2 separate regions of the Mus musculus genome follow, and region 2 is linked to region 1. A link is a contact called in ENCODE Hi-C or POLR2A ChIA-PET data. All regions are on one chromosome and are shown on one strand. The core of a region is the stretch at or near the end of the contact, and the rest is flanking DNA. Distances in the headings are between cores, read along the strand shown. Region 1 holds the start of Tmem60 (transmembrane protein 60). Region 2 holds the start of Rsbn1l (round spermatid basic protein 1-like).

What was found. Hi-C counts contacts between places; a loop is a spot of excess contacts on that map. ChIA-PET counts read pairs that join two places held with the same protein, here RNA polymerase II (POLR2A).
Region 2: a map of heart shows a loop between it and region 1 (5-fold over the local background). The contact joins the promoter of Rsbn1l here to the promoter of Tmem60 in region 1. A Hi-C loop is called at or near these places in 7 of 37 maps with a recorded cell type or tissue (adrenal gland, heart and left cerebral cortex). POLR2A ChIA-PET finds 5 or more read pairs at or near these places in 4 of 5 experiments (Patski and embryonic stem cell).

Annotation. Positions count from the first base shown.
Region 1 is chr5:20,879,320-20,884,650 of GRCm38, reverse strand. Tmem60 (transmembrane protein 60) reads right to left here and starts at 2,198. Exons shown (of 2, transcript NM_177601.3): 1 at 1,996-2,198. Phtf2 (putative homeodomain transcription factor 2) reads left to right here and starts at 2,527. Exons shown (of 18, transcript NM_172992.3): 1 at 2,527-2,695.
Region 2 is chr5:20,948,243-20,953,228 of GRCm38, reverse strand. Rsbn1l (round spermatid basic protein 1-like) reads left to right here and starts at 1,407. Exons shown (of 8, transcript NM_001080977.1): 1 at 1,407-1,972. The coding sequence starts at 1,444. It overlaps A630072M18Rik (RIKEN cDNA A630072M18 gene), which reads right to left and starts at 2,240. Exons shown (of 1, transcript NR_030699.1): 1 at 1-2,240.

The DNA of each region.
Region 1 (5,331 bases), core at 949-3,448:
ACTTTCAGTTGGGAATTCATTAACTTATACCTTAGCTTAAGGTATAAAGATGTATCTAATCTTCATGTATGGATTTACATTTCAAGATTTTTTTTTAATCGAAGCCTTGCGACCTTTAAGTGGAAGGGCAGATACAATGGGAATCAGAAGGCAAACTACATGCAGTGGAGTAAGGCAGCTTACTCAACAGAGGGCAAGGAAATGGCAAAAGCTGAGTAACATTTTATTCCTCTGATCACGTGGTCATGAGAGTGTGAGAGGCACAAGTAGGAAAATTTCCTTCTCTCCTTCCACCACCCAGGTCCTGGGGACTGAGCTCAGGCCATGGGCCTGGGTGGCAAGTGCAGCATTTACCTGCTCTTACCATCCCAAGAACAACTAAGTAGGAAAGTAATCTCCATGACAAAGCCACTGGCAAAAGACAGAGTGAAGACAGGCACACAGGAGAGAAGGGAAAGGTCACCAGGGGGAGAGGTAAACAAAAGGTGAGAGTGATGCAGGAGAAGCAGGGACAGACAAGAAGAGCTGTGGTCAATCTATTGCTAAAGTCTGCACATCTCGAGGATGCTAATCTTGGTAAACACACACCTGTTGAACTTTAGCAGTTGGATGCTGATGTCCTAGCACCTTCTCACTCTCAACTATTAGCAGTTTGTTTAGTTTGCAAATGCTTTGGACTGCAGGGATTTGGCAGACAGAGCTCTGCCTACATAGCCTGGCCAGCCTAGAACTTTGCTTACATAGACCAGCCTGGCCTTGAACTCTATCTAAAGAGCTACCTGACTTGACTCTGCTAGGACTTAAAGGCACAGGGGTATAAGGAACTGCTCACATTAGGTTAAGTCACGGAAGGCAATTTTCTGTACCAGTCTTTTACAAAAAATAGAATATAATGGAATGAGATTAAGTTTGGAAGCAGAGGTGGAGATGTGGGCAGACTGCTTAATTAACTGTGTGTTTTTAATCCTGTGAATTATGTTTGCTCAGTCCTAACCTCTGATTTGGTCAATTTAAAGAACCTTTAACAAAGTTTTGTGATTATTAATATCCTTAAACACAACTTTTCTATATGGTACAGGATAATACAAACTTTTTTCTCCCCCATCCCCACCCCCTTCAGGAACAAGTGCCAAGTCGAGTGCAATGACTATAGGCATTTTAGGACAAGAGGTGAAAGGAGGCCAGGGCCTAAGCTTATTGCGGTTACAAGTTTATAATTGTGGGTGGAAACAAAACTCGGTTGTAGAAAAGTATTCTCAACAATGGAGATGACCTTCCTGACATTTAACTGACGTTTAAGGATTACATACGCTGAACTACAGTGGTAATACAAGGTTCCAATTTTACAAAGACATACTGTTTTAATAGAATTTATTTGGTTTTTACCACCATTTTCTCTCTATGTGTTGGTCCAAGGCTAAGATTTGCTCAATAGATATTTCTCACTTAAGGTGGTTATATCTGTACACAGAAGGTGTTTTTTTGTTTTTGTTTTTTTTTGCCCGTATGATTCCGGATCCATTGTTGAAACCTTCAGAGTTTCTTTCCCCACACATGGAAATACACACCTGCATCTAGTAATTAGTTGTGCGTAGTAGACTCATCCAAGGTCCTTCCCATACCATTCCATTTCCCTTCTCCCGCTACTCTTAATACTTATAAATGAACTCTCCTTACCCGAAGACAGCTCTGTTTAACCAGCTCACAATTTCCTTCTCAAAATAAGTGGCCTCGCTGCTTACAACTTGGTTGACTTTAGGGCTCATCTGCCCTGGAACGTGAGGATCCTGCTAAACTATCCTGGTCTTTGGTTTGGAAATGCCCATGGTGGTTTCGCGGGAATATCTGGACTCTCCCAAACTCATGCTGGAATTTAATGCGTTTTTTGCAAGACGCATCCCATAGCCGTCGTGCAAACGCGCCCGCACGCAGCATGAAGGGGTGAGGTCACCCGGAGGCAGCACGGACAGGACAAGGGCCGAGCTCCCGACTCACCTGGTAGAGCGGCTGGCCGGAGAGCCGAGAGGGCAGCGAAGGTCGGGAAATCCGCCAGTTTGGATCCTAATCCTCTTCCACACTTTTCCCCCCATTAAATTCTTAGGCCCTCACATGATAATTAAGGAGAAGACATAGTTCCGCCTCTCCAAACAGCCGCAGCTGAGGCCCTCCGCACCTCAAGGTTCCGCCCACATCCGGGGCTGTTCCCGCCGCCCTTGGCCTATCCCGGAGAGCAGAGCGAACGGCGTTCGGCGCTCACGGGCCCGTTTTTCTTGTTTATTGGTTCATTTGGCCGCCAGTAACTGACTGCCCTCCGTTTTAGAGCGATAAAAAAGGGAGGCAATGACCGCGCCCCCTGGGCCCGCCCCTTAGTCCTATAGGTTGGTAGAAAAGTCAGTTTTCCGATCACGCCCGCCGTCGGGCCCGCCCTCGCTCGCCGGGACCCTCCCACCCCTCTCGCCCGGTCCCGTAACCTGCGGGCTGCGGCGCAGACTCCGTGGTCATGCGAGGAGCCGCGGAGGAGGCGGGGCGTCCCGGGAGGCGGAGCGCGGTGCGGGCGGCGCGAGCGGCGCGAGGGTGGAGGCAGCGCGCCGCCGGCGGCGGGGCTGTAGCTCTTTGGGCTCCAGCGGCGGCACTAGCCTTCGCGACTCTGCGCGTCTCCTAGCCGCTTCCCAGCGGCGCGGCGCCGGCGGCTACGGTAGGCGCCACAGCTCCATGCTCGGCGGGCCATGTGGAGGTCGCCGCACTCTGACAGGATCCCAGGGCTGTGCGGACCGGGCGGCGGAGCGGCGGGCGGGATGGGGGCGCGGGCTTCGTGGTCGCCGTGGCGCCCCCTGCCACGGGCACCTGCGGGCCCCGCTCGGCCGCGGCCCCCTCCCTTCGCCGGGGCGCGGCGGCTGCGGGCCGGAGCTCGGCGCGGTGTGGGCGCGCGCGCCCCTGCGCTCCTCTGGCTTGGGGTCGCGCGGTCCCCAGAGGGCGTGTGGGGGCGGCGGGTGGCCGGGCCGGGGCCCACGCGAGGTCCTCTAGCGGCCCGAGGCGCGCGCGGGCTCGCGGAGCGGTCGCCCTGCGTGCAGGCACTGCCCGCGCGGAAGGGCAGCTGCTGCTCCCGCAGCTCCGGCGCACGGGAGTTGCGGCTCCTACAGCGACCGCGGAGGGGCGGCTACCCGAGTCTCGCGCGTGGGCCTTGGCAGGGCATTTCAGGTCTGCAAACAATGCAGTGGTCCATAGGCATGCTTCACCTTGTTTCCGCCTCGTGTTGACAGCCAGCGTTCTAGTATTGTTCTGGTATTGTGCTTTCTAACTCATCACTGCCTTGTTAAACTTCAGGAATCATTTTGTTAACCATTTTATTTTTGTCCGGAGAACACCTGGGGACTGTATTAACATGTGCTACTGGGAAAGTACAATGTGGAGCAATTAATCTTCCTTGTGGGTTTTACATACTTGGGTGTATGTAAATTAGGTATGCAATTTACAATTGTTTTGTCAGTGGTAGACGTTGCTTACTTTGATGTTACTTTACGTGTAATACTTTAGTAATTTTTTATTGCTTTCATCAAACATTTTTAAGCGTTTCTTGCCTTTTTTCTTTTTCCGAGTCTTTGATTTTAAGTGATTATGAATTTGCTAGGTACTTTTGTAAATCGTTTTTCCTAACACTGGACTTCCACGTGCACTTTAGCTCAAGTCCTAACTTAGGTTTGGTGTACAGGCTATAGATTAAAAGGGAAAGAAACGGGTGTTTCTGTGAGTTTTATGATTCAGACTCTAGACCCCAGAGGAAAGAAATCAGGAGGTCCGGGTAGACTGAGCCATGTCTGGAACCAGAAAACAAGGTGGTTCCAGGAAATTTCTTAAGTTTTTCCCTCTTTGGAAGTAGTCTGCCTCCTGCACAGGGAAGCAGTTGAATGCATTAGATAGTATCAGAACTATCTAATGTTGGGTGGCGAGGATTCTGAGTTTTAGTATATTGTAGTAGATCATAAAAATGTATTTATTTCAAGTGCATCTAACTGTGTGGGCAGTCTTGCATAGCCAAGCTTGCAAGAGTTAAATATTTTAAAGGTCAAATTGGCACTGGAGAGTTGATGCTAAAAATAAAGATGACCTGAACAGTTTTTAAGTGGAAACCTTTTTGGCTTGTTCAGTTTATGTATAATTGTAGGGAATATGTAATGCATATATCGTCACTAAGAGAATTTATGTTAGTATGTTGAAAAAAATGAAGATCATAAATTAGTTGGATTATTTATATATTATATTATGTCACATAATCCAATGAGTAATTACTATTCTCTATTATTACAACTAAGATTTAGTTAACTAATGGTTCGAGATTTTAATGGTAATAAGTTGATAGATTCACTTGTAACCAATTTAATTACAAGGACTACATTTCAAGTATGCTTTTGGACTACAGTTAAATGGGAGTAGACTTGGTAGAAAGAGACTAATAGACAACAGTGTTGCGGGGTGATAAGCTGAGTCCAAGCTCTTTCTCTTGAAACACTTTCAGATCACTGTGTAAACGCAATTTTGAGTGTTGTTAAAGATGTAGGGACGAAGTCAATCACTGTCACTCTTCTTAGGAGTCAGCGGGTTTGTTTTTTTTTTTTTTTTTTTTTTTTTTGGTTTTCGAGACAGGGTTTCTCTGTGTAGCCCTGGTTGTCCTGGCACTCACTTTGTAGACCTGGCTGGCCTCGAACTCAGAAATATGTCTGCCTCTGCCTCCCAAGTGCTGGGATTAAGGGCATGCGCCACCACCGCCCAGGACTGCCAGGCAGGAGTCAGCGGTTTAAGAGGAGCGATACTTAAACAAAGGATAGCACCTTACTGTGTTGTGACTGTGTGGAATCTGGCTGACTTTATGGAGAGTTTAAAGGATAGGTACTTGGGTCACGTGTGGTAGCATGTGCCTTTAATTCTATCTAGGTTTTGAGAGCCAGAGACAGGGAGATGTCTGGATTCTAGGACAGCCAAGTGTACATAATGAGACCTGTTTTAAAGCAATAACGACAAAAACCAAACCAAAGGGGTTGGGGAGATGGCTCATTGGTTAAGAGCACTGGCTGCTCTTCCAAAGGACCAAGGTTCAAATACACATGCGGGCAAAACATCAGTGCGCATAAAAGTAACACTGGCTGCTCTTCCAGAAGACCTGGGTTCAGTTCCCAGCACTCACATGGCTGCTCATAACTGTAACTCCAGTTCCAGGAGATCCAACATCCTCCTCACCCAGACATACATGCAGGCAAACCATCAATGTAAACTTAAAACAGAAAGAAAGAGAGAGAGAGAGAAAGAAAGAGAGAGAAAGAAAGAGAGAGAGAGAGA
Region 2 (4,986 bases), core at 158-2,657, 69 kb before region 1:
ATCCCCTGCCCTGGATGTAGACATACTCATTCCCAGGTGAGGGAGATGAAGTGACTTTCTTTCTTATGCTCATCACCTTTCTTTTTCCCATTTCCCTTCTATTTTTATGTTGTGTGTGTGTTTTTAAAACTAGATTACACACATTAGAGAAAATATGCAAAATTTGTCTCTCTGGGTCTAGCTTCAGGGAATACTCTATATATTAACAATTTACTTCTAAAAACTAAAAACAATGAGGACAGATGCAGTGGTACACACCTTTCTTTAATTCCAGCACTGGGGGAAAGGGAGTTGGGCAAATGCAGGAAGATTTGAGTTCGAGGCCAGGCTGGTTTACAGGACAGCCAGGACAATATTGGAAGACTATGACTCAAAAAACAAACGAACCAACCAACCAACCAAAAAAAGAAAAATGTATTTACAAACAGCGTTAGATTTTGATGTGTTCCCCTCACCGAGTCCTAAAGAAGTGGGTTTGGAGTAAAAGAGGAGTAACAACAGACCATTGCAGTTTCCTGAAAGGCAACTGTTAGCTGCGGAAAGTAACTGCTAATGTCCCTCTTAGGGGATCAGAAAACTCCTTTTTCTTGCTGAGCTAATATGATCATGTGTTATCTTTACATTCTAATCTCACAAAAGATCTAAGACTTTAAGGCATGCTCTTGTCTAAAGCTTGAACTGTGTTGTAACCCATTCCCCCAAATTCCTTATCTTTTGAGATAAAAATCAAGGTACATGCTTGGCGAAGTTTCATAGCGCTGACTCTGAAATACAGAACTCTAACTGCATTTTCAAACATTTACAAACACCGCTAGTGGCTTTTTCCTGGTGTCGTTTAAAGAATAATTAAAGTGAAAACCTTTAGCACTCAAGCTCAATTTAAAGCCTCCAAACGGTGGGTGATTTTTATCTTCACGATCGGAAGTGATCCAAGTTCCAGCTCTGCAGAAAACTCTCTTTTAAAGTACGAACTTTTACGACCTTAGTTAAAATAAGGCAACTTTTCACCATTTCTGCCTTTGCTGATCGGACTCTCGACAAATTTTCTCCGAGACGAGCAACCCAGAACTCGTTTTTCAGAACCTGCAGAAGGGACCCAAGCCACCTCAAGGTAAAAAGAGAGAGCGGTACAAACAAGGCAAAGTCTTTGAGCGAACGGCAGCGCTACCTCGGTCCGGGCAGATTCGGGGCTCCCGAGCGACGGTCGGGAGATCCTCCCTTCTCAGCGAGCTCTCCATCAGCCGCGCCGAAAAGACCTCTGACCTCCAAATGAAGGTCCGCTCGGTGACCCCACCCCGACGGCTTCTGTCCGCGTCTTTGATTGGTTTGTTCCGGGATCTCTCAGTTTAGCGCGCCCAATGGGAGCTCGGCCTGGACCTAGGCACCCCGCCCCGCGCCCCCGCTCCGGGGAGCGGCGGAGAGTAAATACAACAGGAGCGCAAAATGGCGGAACCGCCGAACCCAGCTCGCGGCGCCGTGGCTCTCCTCTCTGAGAAGGAAGCATCTGGCAAAGTACAGCCTTCCTCGCGGGAGCCGCCGGGCTCTATGTCTGCCAAGAAGGTTCGCACCGAGGAGAAGAAGGCGCCGCGGAGAGTGAACGGGGAGGGGGGCAGCGGCGGGAACGGCGGGCAGCTGCAGCCCCAGAGCTTCGGCAGCCCGGCGGCGTGGAGCTTCGCGGCTCGGCCCGCCGCCTCCTCCTCGTCCACCTCTCGGAGCTGTTACTCTTTCTCCGCCAGCCCGAGCGTCTCCTCAGCCTCCGCTTCCTCGTCTCAGCCGCTGCCGCGCAAACTGCTGGTCACTCCCTCGCTGCTGCACGCTCAGCCTCACCGCGTCCTGCTCCCGCCCGTCGCTCCGCCGGCCGCCGCCAAGCCGCGCAGACCCAAGGAGAAGCGCGAGAAGGAGAAGCGGAGGCAGCACGGCCTCGGCGCCGCCGCCCGGGATGAGAACGGCGAGGCGAAGCCGCTGCCGCGAGGTGGGTGCCGCGCGGGGGAGGGGAGCGCCGGCGGCCGGCGGGGCTGCAGCCTTCCGCGGGGCCAGAAGTAAATGGAGCCTGGAGTTTCGGTCGCCGACCGGGGGGATGGCTGAAACTCCTGGTTTTCGGTGTCGGTTTCGCCTTCCAGTTAACGCGCAGCAGGACGCGCGTGAAGGAGTGGGTCTAGAGGACCCCGCTCCCCGGTGTGTTTTTGGCTGGGGAGGCAGAAGAGAACAGGTCTTTTAAAGATTACGAAAGGGATCGGACTGGATCGCAGGAAATTCATGTTTGCGACGCAGCTTCCAACGCCAGAATATCCTGTCCAAAAAAAAAAAAAAAAAAAAGTGGGTGGTCGGGTGTATTGGCGGAAGCTGGAAGCTCCCAGGGACCACGGGGACCAGGATGTTTCATCCCTACTAGGGAGATGAGGTCGTGCGCAGGGCACCAAGTGTGCGGTTTCTGAGGTGCCCACATTCCATATTGTTAAAGTGTTTTGCGTGGTCCTGTTTTAAATACTACCCTTCAGAAGCTTTCAGCCATATTCTTTTTTTTTTTTTTTCTTCTTTCTTTCTCGTTCAGCAAATGATAAAATCGGATGTTTTGACGTCTTTTGGCCAGATCAAGTGGCTTCAGAGTGTTTCTGCCGGGGGTGGGGTGGGGTGGGGGGGGGGAATTCCCAACTGTTTTTCAGTTTTCTTTTGTAATGTAAGCTAGCAGAGTTTTCCGTATTTTCTTTAAAATGAGGGGTCATTCTAGTCATCTGTGGATATGTAGAGATCTGACTAATACAAAGTGGATATGGGTTGGAAAGTAGATCTTTAGGTGATCACGAGGTTATATAAATATACGTTGTCATTGTCACACATTGTTGTGAAGTATTCCGTTCTGTTTTGGAATGCTGGTGAAATGCCAGTAACCTTGCTGATCTAATGGTACCTTAGATCTTGAAAAATTATCTGAATAGAAAAGTTCATCATTCACAATGTAAAAGAATGCTAACATCTAAGCCAAGCTAATGGTTCGGTGTACCCTTGTTCCCAGTGTAACGCTCTCCTAGGGAGTTGGAGCATTGCCTTAGGAATGCTTTGAGGATGAAATTTAGTTTCCTTCTGCTTAGGAGTTCTAGATGGTTAGTATTTTAAATCTCTATGTTGCAGTGGTTAAATATAAGATTTAAGTTATAAAATGCTGCAGAGTCTGTCCATGTGCAGTTTGGTATCATTCTTCCTTGGGTAAGCTGCGCTTTTGCTTTTCCTGAGTTCTCTGCAGAAGTGAGTGTAGGTATTACATTGTTGGAGTTTTTGAGTGGTGATAGTACCGGCCTAAAATGTGAGATATATCGATATATCTATATGACTTAGTGAGATGTCTGTTAATGGTGATTTTTTACAGTCTTAACTAACATTTAAAATCTATTTGGGAAGGTTAAAATGGAAAGATCAATTTTGTTTTGCCCAAATCCAAGGTTATTTCCCCATGACTTAGAAAGTCTGTAAAGCTAATTGACCATGTTCGTGAGGCAGAATAAAGACAAGATGCAGAACTGAAAGGAAAAAAAAAATCCGTTTGGGAACGTTAAGATGGTTCAGGCACTTACTGTGTAGCTTGACCACCTGATTTTAATTCCCAGGGTCCCTAAGATGGGGAGAATCAGCTCTCCATATGTTGTCCTCTGATCTCCATAGGTCAGCTGTGACACTAGTGTGCCCTTCCAATAAATGTAGTAATCCCTCAGACTTAAACAGTGATAGTCTTTACATCAAGATGTGGGGAAGAGAGTTCCCATGACCTATATGGGATGATTAGATGTTGATGTTTTGTCTTCAAGACAGGGTCTCTTGTATAGCCCCGGTTGTCCTAGAATCACTATGTAGACTGGGGTGACTTCAGAGGATCTGCCTGCCCTCCTGAGTGCTGGGATTTGCAAAGGCATGGGCCACCACACCTGGCTGTATATTCACCACTAACTTTAAATACTTTTATTTTCTTTTGGACAGAAGGACAGAAACACTTATTTTATTGAGAAAAGATTAAATTTAAAAAGATAGCTTTTCATTATTTTGTTGGACTCTAGAGTTTGAGTTTAACTGAATTTGGGTCCTGCTTTAACAAAAAAGTGGTAGCAAAGTATCAGGGTCTAGGTGCGTTTGTTTTACAGGTGCAGTTCAAGTATACACATACTGATTTACAGGACAGTGTTTATTTTCTGTGCATTATATACAGATCTTCCAGAGTGGATGACAGGTGATTAGTTTTTCTTTTTTTTTTTTAAAGATTTACTTATTTTTATTTGAGTACATAGTCGCTATCTTCAGACACACCAGAAGAGGGCGTCAGATCACATTACAGATGGTTGTGAGCCATCATGTGGTTGCTGGGAATTGAACTCAGGACCTCTGGAAGAGCAGTCAGGGCTCTTAACCTCTAAGGCATCTCTCCAGCCCCCAGGTGATTAGTGTTTGAAGTATATACTTTTTAAATGACTCTCTAAGTTGGCTGTCATAGCTCAGTAACTCCTTGATTACCCAGAGCTCATTGATTGAATGGACTTAGTATCAGAAATCAGGTATAAAGACATTTAAGAAAAGTAGATTGTAGTTCTGCATCTCTAAACATTTGCTCTTGTATTTTGTTGTTGTTTGTTTGTTTGTTTGTTTGTTTTTCGAGACAGGGTTTCTCTGTATAGCCCTGGCTGTCCTGGAACTCACTTTGTAGACCAGGCTGGCCTCGAACTCAGAAATCCGCCTGCCTCTGCCTCCCAAGTGCTGGGATTAAAGGCGTTTGCCACCATGCCTGGCTCATATAAGGGTCCAAAGAATCCTTAGAAATGGCCTTTGTCGTTTGTCTTCATTTATTATGTTTGTAGTTCTGGCTGGCCAACTCACCATGTAGAACAATCTGGCTTCAGTCTGTGATCCTTGTGCCTCAACCTCTTCAGTGCTGGGATTACAGGTGTGAGCCACTACATCTGGTTAGATCTTTTTCCACTGGCAATCAACTTAACAGAAAACATT